Linked DNA regions of Homo sapiens: region 1 is linked to region 2. Evidence: chromatin loops called from intact Hi-C (ENCODE). Cell type or tissue: tibial artery. All regions are shown on one strand.

Region 1 (8,000 bases), 400 kb after region 2:
TGGGGTGGGATTCTGCATCTCTTGTGAGTTCTCAGGTGGTGCTGGTGCTGCTGGTGCTGCTGGTCCATAAGCCAACCACCCTTTGAGTAACAAGAGCCTGCACCATTCCCTAGGCCCTCTGCACCATCTGAATTAGCCCGTCAGTTTGTATGTGCTTCTCATGTGCTTCAGGGGACTTGAAAAACATTTAAGTAGATCACAAATTCCCCTTATTATCTTGTCTGTAAACTAAGTGGTTATATTAACTCTTCATGGAGAATGTGAAGATAAAAATAGGTGTAATTGGTAATTTAGAGTGAGACCTAGCTCTAGTTTTAAGAAAATGAAGGGACATTCAGAGGTCATGTGATCCAGGCCTCAACTTGGTGCTGCTTGAGAGAACTTGGGAATTGAGAAGGTTTTCATGTGGAGGGAACCCTGTGCCACGGTGGCACAGCAGTTTCTAGGAGGGCTGTTACCCTGTACATCACTGGGTGAGAAGGGCTGTGAACTTGGACTCTGGGTGCCATCTATCTGTGGATCTTCTACTTTGTCTTGTCCCACTATGCTTTTTGTTCTTCATTCCTCTTTCCCCGGTATGAAAGAGAACTTGAGGTGGGATAGGGAGAGGGTTGGGGAGTAGAGGTGGGAAAAAGAATTGCCTTTTGGACTTAGTGTTTCTTCTCTTTTCTTCTTGCCTTGCAGAGTTATTTTTGATGTTCCCCAATTCCCCACCAGCCAATCCAAGCATTTTCTCCTGGGACCCGCTCCATGTTCAGGGTCTAAGACCCAGAATGAGTTTCTCCAGCCAGGTGGCCACTTTATGGAAAGGATGCAGGGTCCCCCAGACCCCTCCTCTAGCCCAGCAGCGGCTGGGGTCTGGCTCCTTTCAGAGACACTACACTTCCCGTGCAGACTCAGATGCCAACTCAAAGTGCCTTAGCCCAGGTTCCTGGGCTTCTGCTGCCCCCTCAGGACCCCAGCTAACCTCAGAACAACTAACTCATGTGGACTCGGAAGGACGGGCAGCTATGGTAGATGTGGGCAGGAAGCCAGACACAGAGCGGGTGGCTGTGGCTTCAGCCGTGGTCCTCCTGGGACCGGTAGCCTTCAAGCTTGTCCAGCAGAACCAGCTCAAGAAAGGAGATGCCCTAGTGGTGGCCCAGCTGGCTGGAGTCCAGGCAGCCAAGGTGACCAGCCAGCTGATCCCTCTGTGCCACCACGTGGCCCTGAGCCACATCCAGGTGCAGCTGGAGCTGGACAGCACACGCCATGCCGTGAAGATCCAGGCATCTTGCCGGGCTCGGGGCCCCACCGGGGTGGAGATGGAGGCCCTGACCTCTGCTGCAGTGGCCGCCCTCACCCTGTATGACATGTGCAAGGCTGTCAGCAGGGACATCGTGTTGGAGGAGATCAAGCTCATTAGCAAGACTGGTGGTCAGCGGGGGGACTTCCATCGGGCTTAGCACCTGCCCTTCTCACCCATGGCCCACCCAGGCCTGGAGCTGGGATGCAATGTAGGCTGAGGGAAAGACGTCAGGTTCCTTTAATCACAGTCACTGTTTGTTTACCTTGAGCAGTAAACCCGAAGTCAGCCTGCTCTACTACTAACAAACAGGCCTGCTGCTAGATGATCTCTAATGACCAATGGGGCTTCCTTTCTATAGGGAGGATACCAGCAGGCCCTTAAGCCTTCCAGGACACTAAGGTCGTGGGAGCGGGACTGCAACAAGCAATGCCAGATAACTGAGAAATCATGTTCTTTGTGGACTATTTCAGACAACCAGGTTCCGACAGTCCAGCCCAGAACTTTTCCTTCTCATTTTGGGTTTTCTCTTCTCCTGCTTTCCTGGGGAGAGATTAAGCGCTCATTAAGCAGAGGAGCCCACTTTGAGGAGAGCAAAGCACAAGCTTGCCTGAAGAATGGATCCCAACTTCTCCCCGGCAGCTCTGCCTCCCTAAGTCTGTGAAGCCGCAGCCCTGCCCTGTCCTGTCCTGTCCTGACTTCATCTCTCCTTCTGCCCAAGTCTGTGTCCCATCAGACTTGCAGCCTTTCAGCTTAACAGTTGCCCGGTCCTGCTGGCCCCTTTTCCTCTGGCCCCCCTCTTCTGAAACAGGATGTGCACACATGGGCCATAGCCCTAAGGACTCCTGCCAGACCACACAGCCCACACCTGGCCCTGTTCACGGCTGTTCCACCCACCCCTCTTTATTCTGGAGCATATCAGGGAAAGAAAAGTTGATGATAGATTGCCTTCACCCTCACAGCGCACAAATAAAGCTACGATGCCAACTTTGCAGATGCAAGAATGAAGACACTGTGTGGGTAGGGCACTGAGCTGCTGCAGTTTCACAGGGAAGGCTGCACCTATCAATCAATCAATCAATCCTATCCCAAGACACAGTTCCCTGAGGGAAGAAGAGGAGGGACCTGGAAAGGCCTAAGGGTGTACTCTCTGTATAGCCCCGCTATGGGAAAATAAAGTGGAGTAGGGGGCATAGAAATGCACCATCTAAGGGAAATCTTTTGTCAGGTGGTGGCCAGGGGTGTTCAAAGCTCATTGCTTGCATTACCAGCTATTAGAGAGATCAGAGAGGGCAATTAATTAGAGGCTCCTGGTTCTCACATCCCAAACACACACAGTTCTGGCCTGCTGGGCTCTCTAACTTGGATGTCTTTGAGTCCTCAGTGGTGCCCCCTGCCTGCCTCCCCTCTGCCCTATGCCAAGGTGTGCTGGCAAATATTAAACAACCAGCTCTCTGGAAAAGACAATTTGTGATATAAATACTCCCATGTTGAATAATTTCAAGCTACCAGTATGTCAAATGGCTTGCAAAATTTCTGAAAATGTAAACAATTGGTTCTCACAGAGCTGGTACAAGCTGGCTCCAGCACACTCTCAGCCCACCCCAGATCCCCTCATAGGAAGAAGGCACAAGTTTAAAGGCAGACTGGGTAGGGATGGTATGAATTTAATATTTTTTAGTATTACAATATATTCTTATAAAAAAGGTGCAAGTGAAAAAGGACACTGTAGATTATGTCCATTAGCCTCATTTGTCATCTGAGGCAGCTGGTGAGAACAGCCTTGGCGTGAAGGCATCCCTGGTAGAAGTCGGGGGAGATAGATAGTCACAGTTCCCCAGTTGGTGGAAATGGGATGGGAGTAGGGAGAGGCTGGAACAGACCCTTCCCCATTCACCTGGAGAATTTTCTCCTCCCACTGCCCTAAACACTTTATTTCCATCACAGGGGAGAAATGCTGCTGAGAAGGTTGTGTTTGTTAGGTTGATGACGAATTTTACATTGGCCACAAAATTAGCTAGAGAAACTTATCTAAAGGTGGCAGGAGCAGTGGGGAGGGCATGAAGAAAGCAAGACCAAGAAACAACCTATTAAGGACCAGCTCAGCCACCCCGACTGGGCACCAGCCCCTTCTTACTCAGTTGAGTATGAGTCCATGGTCCAAGGCACTGTTGGAGATCTGGCTACAGTGGCATCTAGCACCAGAGCCACTGGCCAGATGTAGAAAATAAATAGAAAAATATCTTTCTTTTAGAGTGAGAAGGCTGAGCTCTGGAACAACGTATTTGTGTCCTCTGTCAACAGTTGAACCAAATTCTGCTTTTCTGAAGATCAAATGTATCTTGAACAGCTTCCATAGTCCTTTTGTTTCCAGGTGCGTATCCAGTCTTCCATGGTGGGTGGGAATGCCAGACACGCTTGTGGAGCCCTCCCCTGTTCCCTGCCCCTGAGGGGGTTAGGTTGACATCAGCCTGGTCAGTTTGGGAGAGGACCTTTAGAGGCCTCACCCACAACCTCCCATCTTCCCCAACACTTGTCTTGCAGTGGGAGCTCTTGGGGCTGCAGATGCATATAGCCAAACTCTCTGCAGCTGTTCTGCCTGGAAGCCTTCATCTTGCCCTCACCTGGGTTCCAGGATGGCCTCTTCACACCTGTGTCAGCCAGGCTTGCACTTGCTCAGATCCCTCCCACCAGAACACACACACACCGCCCGCCCCCTCAAACCAACGCACATGCTGGGCTCACCGACCCTGTGTTTCTTCCCCCCCGCAGCTACTACGGTCCCAGCCCCAGGAGTTGGATGCAAGTGAAAGGCAGAAGATAGGCAGCTGAGAGTAGGCCCAGCTCACCAGTCTCCACTGGCAATAACCCTGAGCCAGGGATTAGGTTGGAAAGTGAGAAACACAGGGAAGGGCAGAAGGGCCAAGAGCTCATTGATGGTAGAGGTTAGGCAGGGCCAGTCTCAAAGAAGATGAAAGGCCAACTCGGAACGTGGTATTGAATAAGAGCCTTGATGGAGTTTTAGAAAAATTTTGTCTAGATACAGCCATCCCATCCACCAAGGCCAGCATGAGATGGACAAAATGGAAGGTGGCAGTGGATGGGAGGACCAGAAGGAACCCCTTGCAAGTTGGGCTGAAGAACCAAATTGGGTACCAGAAATGGGGTGGCCCCCCTCTCAGCCTTCCTCCTTGGCACCTTCAGGTGATGTGCTCCCCAGAGGATATCAGCCTTCCTCCTCCATCCCCATCTCCCCAGTTTCCCTTGCCTGCTCTGCTGTTCGCACCATCTGAACGCCTGAGAGGAGGGGCCACCCTTAGAGACAGCATGTTAATGTAGAGGGCAGCTCTGGCCCTCAGACCTCTCAGGAACCAACTCCCCAACGCCAGTGGACACATGGTTCCAAGTGGCCACCTGCAGGCTGGACAGAGGCTGCTGTGGCTTCTGCCTTGAAGCTAGTGTTAGAGAAGGGGTGGGAGGGCCTGAGCAATTTATATGAAGTAGAGAACTATGGGATGGAGCTAAGCATTCAAGTGCTGCCCTCTGCTGAGGGGCTGTAGGGGACTCCAAGGCAACATTTGAGGTCACTGTCTGGCTTCACAACAATGGCCAGGTGTCCAGGAGATGGGGACATGGGAGATGCCCAAAAGGCATGAGGTGTGGTGATGCATGAGGTCTGTCTTGAGCCCCTCGCCAGATTCATCAAGCACCTGGTAGTGAGCCATAGCTGTGGAAACCCAAGGTGAGTCTTCTAGGACTGTGGATTAGTAGACAGGATGGAGGTGAGGGTAGAGAAGGAAGGGAAAGATACTTAAGACATGCAGGGAGAGGCCAGAGGACTTGTGACATGGGAAACAGACACTGCTACTCTGTCCTGATGGCTTTGGTCCCTGCATCATCCTTCCAACATTGACTGTTCTCTGGAACCTACCAGAGCTGATCTAACTAGAATATATAATGCCTCCTCTGTTCCCATTCAAGAGGAAAGTTTGCCCCCAGGTCAATGTTCTGTTGAGCCTCCCCTTGAGAGAAGGGAGTCTGGATTCCCTCACCAGATTCCCTCTCAGGGGCTCCCTCCATCATTGCTCCCCGTGCTACACAGGAACTCTGGACAAGGCTGTGGACCTCTCCAGTCTAGATCTGGAACTGTTCTGTGCCAGCACATGGGTGCCCATGGTAGGGGATGGGGAGCAGGGCCCCTTCAGCCTGGGGTTACCTGGCCTGAGGCCATCCAAGGCAGCCTCAGAATAATACCTGGGGCCAGGGCACAGAAGGAATCATGTGAAGGGGAGATAAGAGGAGCCCCTTAAGGTAAGCGTGGGGAGACACCTGGTCCAGCCACACACAGCCCCCCATCCCAGGACCCAGCCCAAGGCTCTAAACCAAGCACCAAATGGTTTAAATATCACCACCTCCTCCACTCAGCCCCATTCTCACCAGTCCCTGTCTCCCGGCCTCCTGTGTGGCTAGTTCCCCAGGTCAATAATTTAGCCGGTTTATTGCCCGCTCCCGGGTAACTTCCAGGGCCTGGCTCCCTGATCGCTTGCGGCTGCGCTTGAGCTTGCATAAGTCCTTGTCGAAGACCTCCCCAGAGCGCAGGGCCGACACCAGGTCATCGAACTCTCCTCCCTCCTCCAGCGAGCTGCCTGCAGCCAGGACCTTCCGCTGCCGCTGCCACCGCTCACGTTCCCTCTGCTCCTTCAGCTGCGGGCGGGGGGCCAAAGATAGGAACCCTCTCAGGGAGAGGCGCTGAGGCCAGGGCAGCCCCCCAACCCTGGGCTAACTCCTAGGCCATGGTCATGCTGCCTGCCTGTATCTGTTGGCCCCACTTTCTTCCTGCCTAGGACATACAGGCCCCCAGCTTCACACCACTCTCTTCCCTCAGGCTGGGAAGAAGTTTCTCTCTCCTGGGGCTGACATCCAACCCCTATGGTGTTCCTCAGTTCCTCAGTCTCTGCCCTCCTCCCACACACCCCAGTTTGGGGGTGTTCTCCCCAAGTAGCACCCGTCTCCCCTCAGTCCCAGGCCTGGCACTGCCCCTCACCATGGCTTCCATGCGCGCCCGCCGCTCCTCCTCCTCCTTCCTCCTCCTCATGGCCTCTAGATCCTGCCGGGCCTCTGAGAAGGCCTGCAAGAAGGTATCAAAGATGCCAAAGAATTCGTCTGGCTGCATCTTGCTGTCATGCTCCCCGAAGTGCATCAAGGCCTTGGCGAACTGTCAAGGGACAGAACAGGATTGGTGGAGAGTGCCCTGGAGCATGCTGGGCTCAGCCCCTGAGGTTAGCTGGGTTCTAGCCAGAGCAGAGCCCAGCGCAAGGCTGGGGACTGTTGGCACAGGGGGCAGGGCTGGAAGAGGTGAGAAGACACCCCCATCATCATCAGGATCAGAGACAAGGCTAAGGAGAGGCAGGTAAAGAGTTGGGCTCACTCAGTCCACCTTAGAGCCACCCCTGGGCCTGTAAGGGGTAGGCATGAGGTCAGGGGTATAGACCTTGGGAAGCCCTTCCTGAGGTCAGGAAGAGGCTGGCAGAACTCAGAACTTCAAAGATCCTCTAGTTATGTTAATAACCCCTCTGTGCCTCAGCTTCCTCCACTGTCAAATGGGAATAATAGAATCTACATCATAGTGGTGTTGGGGGGTTAGATGAGTTGGTGGCTATAAAACAGTGGCTATATTTATATAGGCCAGGCACTGTTCTGAGTTACTGAGAGCTACCATTGTTAATTCAACTCACTCAGTATCCTCTAAGAAAGATCTCACTACTCAAAAGTGTGCTTCATGGACTAGCAGCAGATTCACCTCCTGTTAGAAATGCAGAATCTCAGACCCCAGGCCTCCTAAATGAGAATCCATGTTTTAATAAGACCCCCATACATGAGGTCTATGGACACGTTAGTGTGAGAAGCAGATAGAGGCATGGTAATCATGTCCACTGCTGAGCTGTGGTGTCAGATTCTAACCCAGTTCTATAACTTACAGCTGGGCAATCTTGGGCAAGTTACTTAGCATCTCTGATTTTAGCGTTCATATCTGTCAAGTGGGAAATAACCTTTCAACAAACCCATAAGGTAGGTGGTGACAAATCATTAAAACACTTAACATGGTGCCTGATATCTGATAAATGGACCATGATCTTTGCGGTATGTGGTTATCATTGCTTGTCTTGTTAAGAGCGAAGAAACGGTTTTCTCTCAAAGCTCTGTAACTCTGGGTTTGTCCCTCCTGGGCTGTCTGTGGTAGGAATGGGTGAAGGAGCTTGTTTAGATAAGGCTGGGTTGGCAAGCAGTGGGGGTTGGGGCACCCTTACCTTGTCCCTGGCCTCATTTAGCTGGTCCTCCAGCTCGGAGAAGCTGAAGCTGGACACCGTGATGAAGTCGCTCATGACAGGGACAAACTTGTCACTGGGCTCCCGTACCTGGCGCCTCTGATACTCCAGCTCCTGAGGAGGGAGGGTGAAGTGCTGCTTAGACTGGTGCCAAGATGAGAGTCGGGTGCAGGGGTCACCACATCTCCCCTCGTCACTCACAGGACATTGAGCCCTTTGGAAGAGGGAACACCCTGCATCTCAAAGTTCTAAGGATGGCAAAGACTATGAGCTAACATTAGCAGCCAGCCCACCCTGCCATCTTTCTTTCTCTAGAGCACTGAGACCCAACATGTGACCTGGGGCCAGCAGCATCACCTAGGAAATTATGAGAAATACAGACTCTCAGA
Region 2 (8,000 bases):
TCAATCAAGCTGTCATCCCTGAGCTGGGAATCAGTGGCAGAATTACAGTCCCTACTCAGGGGAGCTGACGAAGAGCAAGGCCAAGGCTGAAAGTCGGGTTTTTAGCAGATGGTATAACACAGTGGTCAAGACCAGAGACTCAGGGCCAGAGAGCCTGTGTTTGAATCCTGGCTTCACCAATTAATAGTTTATAATCTTGGGCAAGAAACTTAAAACTCTCTTTGCCTCAGTTACCCCATCTATTAAATGCGATAACAACCATACCTATCCTATAGAGTTATTGTAAGAATTTGGCAAGTTACTATAGGTAAAGAGCTCAGAACAATGCCTGGCTTGTGGCAAGGGCTGTGGGAGGGTAAACTAATATTGTTAATAGGCTCCTAATCCTTTCCTATGAAATAACCTAATAAGGGACCAAGTTGCCAAATGGTGTATCAGAGCTCAGAAGCGAGACAACCTTCCAGTCGTGGGAACTGGTACACACAGTCTAACCCCTCCAAAGCCTGCCTACCTCCCATCATCATGGATCCTGGCACCAACATTAGGGCAGGCGGAGCCCCTCCCTGGGGTGGGAGGGGGTCTGAAGAGAGAAAGGAGGTAGGGCCTGACCAGGAATCCTTGTTGAAATGAGGGCGGTGTCCTTGGAGCAGAGTGATTTGCCACACAGCTCTGGCCTGGAGGTCCTGCCAGGCTTAGAGGCAATACCAAGTCCAAACACTATAAAATTATCTGCGATGTTGTTTGAGCAGTAAAAGTGGTGAAGAGACCTGAGGCTACTTAGATACAGAACAACTGTTTTCTCCTTAATGAGCCACCATACACAGCGTTTAATTAAAACTGCAGGAGCATCCTGAGAACTTGGACCGAGGAGCGTGGAAGTTATGGTGGCAGTCATCGTGTGTCAGGGCTGGGGTGACTCCCTGAGACTGGACACAGTCACATCCTCCTCCCTGAACTCCTTTCATGTAGATCCCATGTCTACTACCATGTCTCCTGGTTCCCGGTGAACTGTCTTAATCCTTTTCCCTCTCGCCATCATTCAAGAGCACCCGGTGAATAGTCACACTCCACTAGCTTCAAATATTTACGGGCAACATAGAAAAATTACTTTAGTTTCCTGAGCCTCAGCTTCCCCATCTGGAAAGTGAGGATAAGGATTCCTTCTTCATGGAGCTGTTGCGGAGATCAAATAAGATACACGCAGGAGTGGCCTGACTTTCACCCACTTACACCCCTGGCATTCCTGACCAGAAGGATTGAAACCAATCTTGATGCACTGATCTTGATTCCTGACCAGAAGGATTGAAATCGATCTTGATCCGCTGATCTTGACTCCTGACCAGGAGGATTGAAACAAATCTTGATCCACTGATCTTGACTCCTGACCAGGAGGATTGAAACCAATCTGGATCCACTGATCTTGATTCCTGACCAGAAGGATTGAAACCAATCTTGATGCACTGATCTTGATTCCTGACCAGAAGGATTGAAATCGATCTTGATCCGCTGATCTTGACTCCTGACCAGGAGAATTGAAACAAATCTTGATCCACTGATCTTGATTCCTGACCAGGAGGATTGAAACCGATCTTGATCCACTGATCTTAATTCCTGACCAGGAGGATTGAAACCGATTTTGCATTTGTTATCCAAGCCATGTCCTGTGAGATGCTCCTTGGATAAGTGGTTCCAAATTCAGATAGGTTTGGGAAATGTTGTGCCCTGCATATACCCCTCCCCACTGGGGGCTGCCATGCACATGGTCATTTTAAAGAGTCTAAGAAGTCCTGATAGAAAAAATTCTGCTTTGCTGAACCCAGTGTTTTCTGAAATTTCTCACCATGGAAACTTTATTTTATGTGTATTTTTCTTTATTTGTTTCACCCATTAGCATCATTGGGACCATCTCTGGAAAACACAGGGGTGGCATAAATCACATGTGCAAAGTTGTGCCATCTCTCTGAACTCATTTCTCATCTAAAAATGAGGATAATCAATGCCCACCTTGCAGGGTGCCATGAAGATCAGAGGTAGTGAACACAAAACACCCAGCCCAGGGCCTGGCAATCAGTGGGAGGGCAACATGCATGGACACTGGGATGAGGCAGGGAGGACGCAGATGCAAGGAATGACACCATGGGATGCAGATGCTAAAGGCGAGGACCAAGGGCAGGGTCTTGACCACCAAGGGCAAGACCACCACAGGCCGGTGGGGGCCAAACCAGCAGATTTGAGACCTGGAGTCTGATATAGTTTGGATGTGTGTCCCCTCCAAATCTCATGTTGAAAAGTGATGGGACCTAGTGGGAGGTGTTTGGGTCATAGGGGAGGATCCATTATGAATGGCTTGGTGTCATCCTTGCAGTAATGAATGAGTTCCCACTTTATTAGTTCACTCCAAGAGCTGGTTGTCAAAAGGAGGCTGGCACCTCCTCCCCTCTGTCTTGCTCCCTCTCTCTCCATGTGACACACCTGCTCCTCCTTTGCCTTCTGCCATGAGTAAAAGCTTCCTGAGACCTCACCAGAAGCTGAGCAGATGCCTGTGCCATTCTTGTACAGCCTGCAGAACCATGAGCTAAATAAATCTCCTTTATTTATAAATTACCAAGCTTCAGGTGTTCCTTTAGTAATGCAAAACAGACTAACACAGGGTCCTTACATCTCCCAGACGAGCATGGGGATTGTTCCCAGTATTACAGGCAAACTCAGTCTGCGGGAGAGGGATCTGTGGCCTTGCCAGGAGCTGGGAGGACTGCTGGGCACAGGGAGAGATTGAGGAGTCATTTACCAACCCCTTCACTTCACAAATATTTATTGAACACTTGCTAACTGTGAGGTAATCCTAGCTACACAGGATACATCAGTGAAAAAAAACACAGCTCCTGCTTTCCTGGAGCTTACACGAACAACAAATAAGCAAACTAATAATATTTTAGATGATAAGTGCTACAAAAAATAAGGCAGGGTTAAGGAGAGTGGTGGTGCTATTTTACACAGGGTGGTCAGGGAAAAGCCCTTTTGAGGAGGTGATGTGAGCAGAAAGTGGCAAGAGGTAAGTGATTACACTCATGACCCATCATCATTATCATCACATCATCACCATTATCATCACATCATCACCATCACCATCATCATCAAACCTCCTCCATCATCCCTTGGAGTAAGTGCCTCTCAGGACAGGCTTTCCCAGGGTGTAGTTCCAACAATGACCACGAGGTGGAGGAGTGACTCTAACCCCGTCCAGGGGCTGGGCGTTGGTTGACTATCTCAAGCCCCCAGCCCTAGATCCTGTCAAGGTTGAGAGTCGTCTCAGGCCATCTGCAGCCATAGGAATCCCATGTAGTTGGGTTGCCAGCTTGACTGTGTGCGGGGGCTTTGGCTCTTTGCCACCAGTGAGGTGCGAGGAAGGGGAGGGAGAGCCACAAGGAACATCTGGAGAAGCCGAGCCAGGGAAGGGCACACAGCCCCCTGCACAGGGTCCAGGGGTCCTGGGGCTGCGGTGGGCGTGGCCACCAAGAGAGCGGCTCCAGGCCAGGCTTGTTCTGTCGGTGACTGAAGGGTCTTTAAGGCATTCTTCTGCCTTCAGCTACGGGAAGCAGGTGAGGAAGCAGAATTGGAGAAGGAGTGAGGGGGTTGAATAGCCAGGCTGGAGTGAGGAACAGCCTATCTTCGTGTGTTTTACGCCTTGCTGGCACTCCTATAAATTTGTCTTAATGTTGGGAGAGGGCAGCTGTGAGCCTGCTGCCTGCCCCCTCTGGAGAGAAGGGGACCCTCTCGGGCTGCCGCCCCTGTTATCCCCTGGAAGCTGGCTACAGGACCAGCGTCCAGGAGATAACAGCCCAGACCCCCTGTTTGGGGTCTTTTCTGAAAAGGGCCAAGCCTGGCTTGCTCTGCTTCGCAGCCTCATCTTGAAGATTGATTATCTTCCCTGGCTCCTTCCAGCAAGGCGGAATGGTGGGGTTTCTAATTTCGCTGGCGTTTTGCTCCTTGATATCATGTGAACAGATGCTGTAAGGTTTTCTCTGAAGACTCTTAGGTAGGGAGGGAGGGAGAGCCTCCTGGTGAGGTTCTTTGACTCTGTCCGGGAGGAGGAAATCCATTTCTCATTGCTCTGTGATTTCACACTAATCTGCGAATGCATGCACTGATGACTTAGGGTGTGGTTCTACCCCTGCCCCGACTTTCCTCTTCTGCAAATGGGGTGAATAATGCTTACCTTGTGGAGTCATCTGCATGACTCAGTAGCTTAGCACTTGTAACACAGCACCTGGGACCAAATCAGGGCTCTATAAATCGTAACTACTTTCATGTGTAGGAAGTGCAGGTCCTTCTTCATACGTCTATAATATTGTGTATTCCACAGAACAATCCCATTTGGTGCCTTTCTTTTTTCTTATTTTATTAATTTTTTTCACGTAAAATATCTGAAAACAATCTTCATCACAACAGAGCCAAGCACTGTATCAATACTGGAAGGAAAATAGGAATGTCTCACCCCCTCATAAACACACAGACACACACACACACACACACCCTAGAGTTAACTACTGGTATAAGTTTGGTATTTATCTTTCCAGACTTTTGTTTCACCAATACAGTTCTTGGGGCTGTAAAGCTTAGTTCCATGTCAGTGAGCATTAGGTGGAGATAACCCTCTGAAGAAGCTTATTGGGGAGTGTGTAGACACAACTCTTTCTCTTGGCACCACTTAGTTCCATATCAACCTCAATGTGTGAATTGCAAATGAGCTTTACTTTAAAAGGCCCTCAAAGTGGCTTGGCAACACTTTATAAAACATTGGTATTAATTCCTAGAAGGTCAAAGAGGCGTACGTGTGTGATTCTCTAACTCACTTTTCTACTGAATGACTGTGGCCTCCATTCCCAGTTCGGATTAGGGGATGTGGCTGCAGAGCCACTGAACATGATTTGCTTCCTGCCAAACAGAGAGGATGTGCTGGCTGCATGCAGGTGGAGTCAACCCCGAGTGCTGGGTTTTGAGCTCTGTGTGAGCAGGGAAGAAAGTGCCCTGTAAACTCTAGGGACTAGAGTCCTGGCCACAGAATCACAGAAGTGGGCCCTCCATCCCCTCTCCACTTGCCACCTTCACTTTCCTCAAGCCTCCCAGGGGCTGGAAGCACAGCACATGCTGAGCATGCCCTGTTGAGCGTCTGTAGGGCGTTCTTCACCAGGCTGCATGACTCATGTACACTCTCTCACACGTCTCTCATGTGCATCTCATGCCAGCTTGAGGAGGTGGGTACCATGATTAATATTCGCCTTTCATGGATGGAGAAACCGAGCTTGGAGAAGCAATGTGTTTACCCAGGAACTTACAGCTAAAATGCAGCAGTACTGGGACAGGAGCCTGCTTGGTTGAAATCCCAGTTTCAACAGTGGGACTTGTTCTTGTCCTCTGTTTTCTTTTACTTCTTCAGTTGATCCTTTTATTTTTTCATCCATAAGTAATATGTCAGTATATACTGATTATATGTAAAATAAAAATGCCACTCCTCTTCAACTCCCATTGGTCCAACCCTCTCTGCTTAAGTGACCACCATTATTTGTTGAGTGTATCCTTCCAGATCTTTTCTGTACACATAGAAATACACACAGAGTTGCTATTTTAAAAATATAAAAGGAATCACACTATACAAATACTTCTGCGACTTTTTTCTTAACAATGTGTTTCTTTCCAGATTCATATATCTGGACCTATTTCCTTTTTTAAATGGCTGCACAGTGTTCCATAGTATGCCCATACCATGATTTCACTAGAACCTTATTGATGTTTGATTTACTCAATGTAAACTAAAATAATAGTACCTGCCACATAGGATTATTGTTAAACAAGATGATGCATGGAAATTGCTTAGAATTAAGCCTGACATATAGTAAGTGCACATGCACACACATACATGCACACACATCATATACCTATTGGCTTTCATAATCTTTATCAACATCATCATCAATATTATTGATAGATGTTAATATTGTTCCCAGTTTTTTCCATTCTAAACAATGCTAGTGTGAAGATTTTTCTGCTGATATTTTGTATGTATGTGTGTTTGTCTATGAAATAGATTCCTGGAATGCTGGGGGACAGGAGGTTGAAGGGTGGGAGGAGAGAAGAGAGAGGTCAAGGTGTTCTTTTCCTGCTCCAGCCCCATGCCTCTGGTATTGGCATTGTTCTAAAACTACAGCTCCCATGGGGTGGCCCCTCTTTCAACTTCTACCTCTTTAGCCCCTTCTGCCTCTTTAGCCATAGGAGAGGTAACAGCTTCCTGCTGCTGCCAGCCTTGGGCACTTCATCATCCCTTGCCTATTCCTTTAACTCTGTGCATTTCTTTACAAGCTGATGCTTTATTTAATTGCCATCATTTGAACCATCAGGGTGTAAATTCTGTGTTCTGCCTGGGTCTTGGCTGAAACATTAGCCTTTTTATTTTTCTATAAATTGCCTGTTCATATTCTTCACTTATTTTCTATAGACTTGCCTTTATAATTATTTATAAAAACCCTACATTACAAATGTCAATATTTTGTTAAATATAGTATAAATGTTTTATCTGAGTCTTTATCTGCATGCAGCTTTATCTGCGTGCAGCTTCTCTTCTCTCAGCTTGACTTCAGCGTCTTTTCACTGTCCTTTGCTGGAGCCTCCACCTTGGCCCTTCCTCCAATGCTGGGTGCAGTTCCGAGACCCTCTATTCTTCCCTACCTGTACCTTCCTTTGATTCAATGATTTTAACAACCCCCTACCTGCTGCTGCTCCCCAAATTTATATCTCTAGCCCTGGCTTCTTCAGTGGTCTCCAGATTCCAATATAGAACCATCCACTTGCCATCATTGCTTGGATGTCCAATGACATCTCAGACTTAGCATGTCCCAAAGCAGAAATCTTGATTTCCCCACCCTAGACCTGTACTTCTCCTTGTCCTCCCAGTCTCTATATGGCATTGCCTTCCACCCATTGCTCAAGTCCCCCAAACTAGGAGTCATTCCACTTTTTCCTTGTCCTTCACATTTCACATCCAAATGAAAAATAAATCATGTTGGCTCCAATTCAAAAGATAACTCAAATCTGTTCTCATATCTACATCTCCACAGCCTCTGCCCCACTCCACACTGCCACCATTGCTTGTGTGACCGATTGTAGCAGCTTCCTAACTAGCTTCCTGCCTCTTCTCTTATGCATCCAGGATGAGGTTTGGTTTTACCATGAATTGTATCAGTCATTCTCCTGCTAAAATGCCCCAGTGACTACCCATCAAACTTAAAATGGTGCCTGTTTTATCAGAGTTCATGAGCCTCACTCCATGTCCAACCCCCTGTCCTTGGAGTCAGCCATTGGCCTTCACTCCATTCCCCGGCCATGCTGACCCATGACCCTGCTGCAGAGTATGGCACCTGCTGTCTCCTTCGTGCCTGAGATGTCGTGCCCTGGGTCATGCCATGGCTGCATCCTTCTTGTCACTCCGTCTTAGGCCAAAGCCTCCCTCATCAGTACAGTATTCCTGTTCACCTGATCTAGACGACATGTCTCTCATGCTTGCTACCATATCACACTCTTAGTTTCTTCAAAGTAATGATCACTACCAGAAATTACATTGTTCATTGTTGTGTGGGGAGGCTGAGGGCCTGGATTCTGGAGCCCAAGCACCTGGGTACAAATCTCAGCTTCGCTATTTGTGGCTATGGGACCTCCAGTGACCTATCTGGTCTGTCTGTGTCCTACTTTCCACATTTGTGAGATGGGGATGATGTCAATCAGGGGTCGGCACACAATGGCCCATGAGCCAAATCCAGCCCGATGCCTGTTTTGTTCTACCCTCAAGTTAAGAAAGGTTTTTACATTTTTAATTGGTTGGAAAATCAAAAGAAAAATACTTTGTGACACATGAAAATTAAATTTCATGGTGCCCATAAAGTTTTACTGGGGCACAGCCATGCCCGTTCATTTACGTTTTGTCTACAGCTGCTTTCACACTGCAATGG

What was found. A loop is a pair of places that touch in the nucleus more often than their neighbours do. Peaks named below come from ENCODE experiments on the same cell type or tissue, not always from the same donor. Only the 100,000 strongest peaks of a DNase experiment are listed, where the experiment ranks them.
Region 1: a loop joins it to region 2, with 4 times the contacts of the local background. A loop is called at or near these places in 2 of 110 quality-filtered maps.

The regions. Positions count from the first base shown.
Region 1 is chr6:39,899,802-39,907,801 of GRCh38, reverse strand. DAAM2 (dishevelled associated activator of morphogenesis 2) reads right to left here. Exons shown (of 25, transcript NM_001201427.2): 23 at 7,594-7,725; 24 at 6,330-6,500; 25 at 2,933-5,989. The coding sequence ends at 5,765. It overlaps MOCS1 (molybdenum cofactor synthesis 1), which reads left to right. Exons shown (of 11, transcript NM_001358530.2): 11 at 685-3,632. The coding sequence ends at 1,445. Among named protein-coding and RNA genes, the nearest start is that of DAAM2-AS1, 6.4 kb to the right of the region's middle. In tibial artery, no CTCF peak of the experiment used is centred here; DNase peaks (open chromatin) are centred at 2,161, 3,411, 4,861, 5,591 and 4 weaker places; H3K27ac peaks cover 4,730 bases.
Region 2 is chr6:40,304,096-40,312,095 of GRCh38, reverse strand. No RefSeq gene overlaps it. Among named protein-coding and RNA genes, the nearest start is that of LINC00951, 48 kb to the left of the region's middle. RefSeq lists enhancers at 2,938-3,504, 3,505-4,072 and a silencer at 7,081-7,264. In tibial artery, a CTCF peak has its summit at 3,222 (motif pointing right); no DNase peak of the experiment used is centred here; H3K27me3 peaks cover 1,447 bases.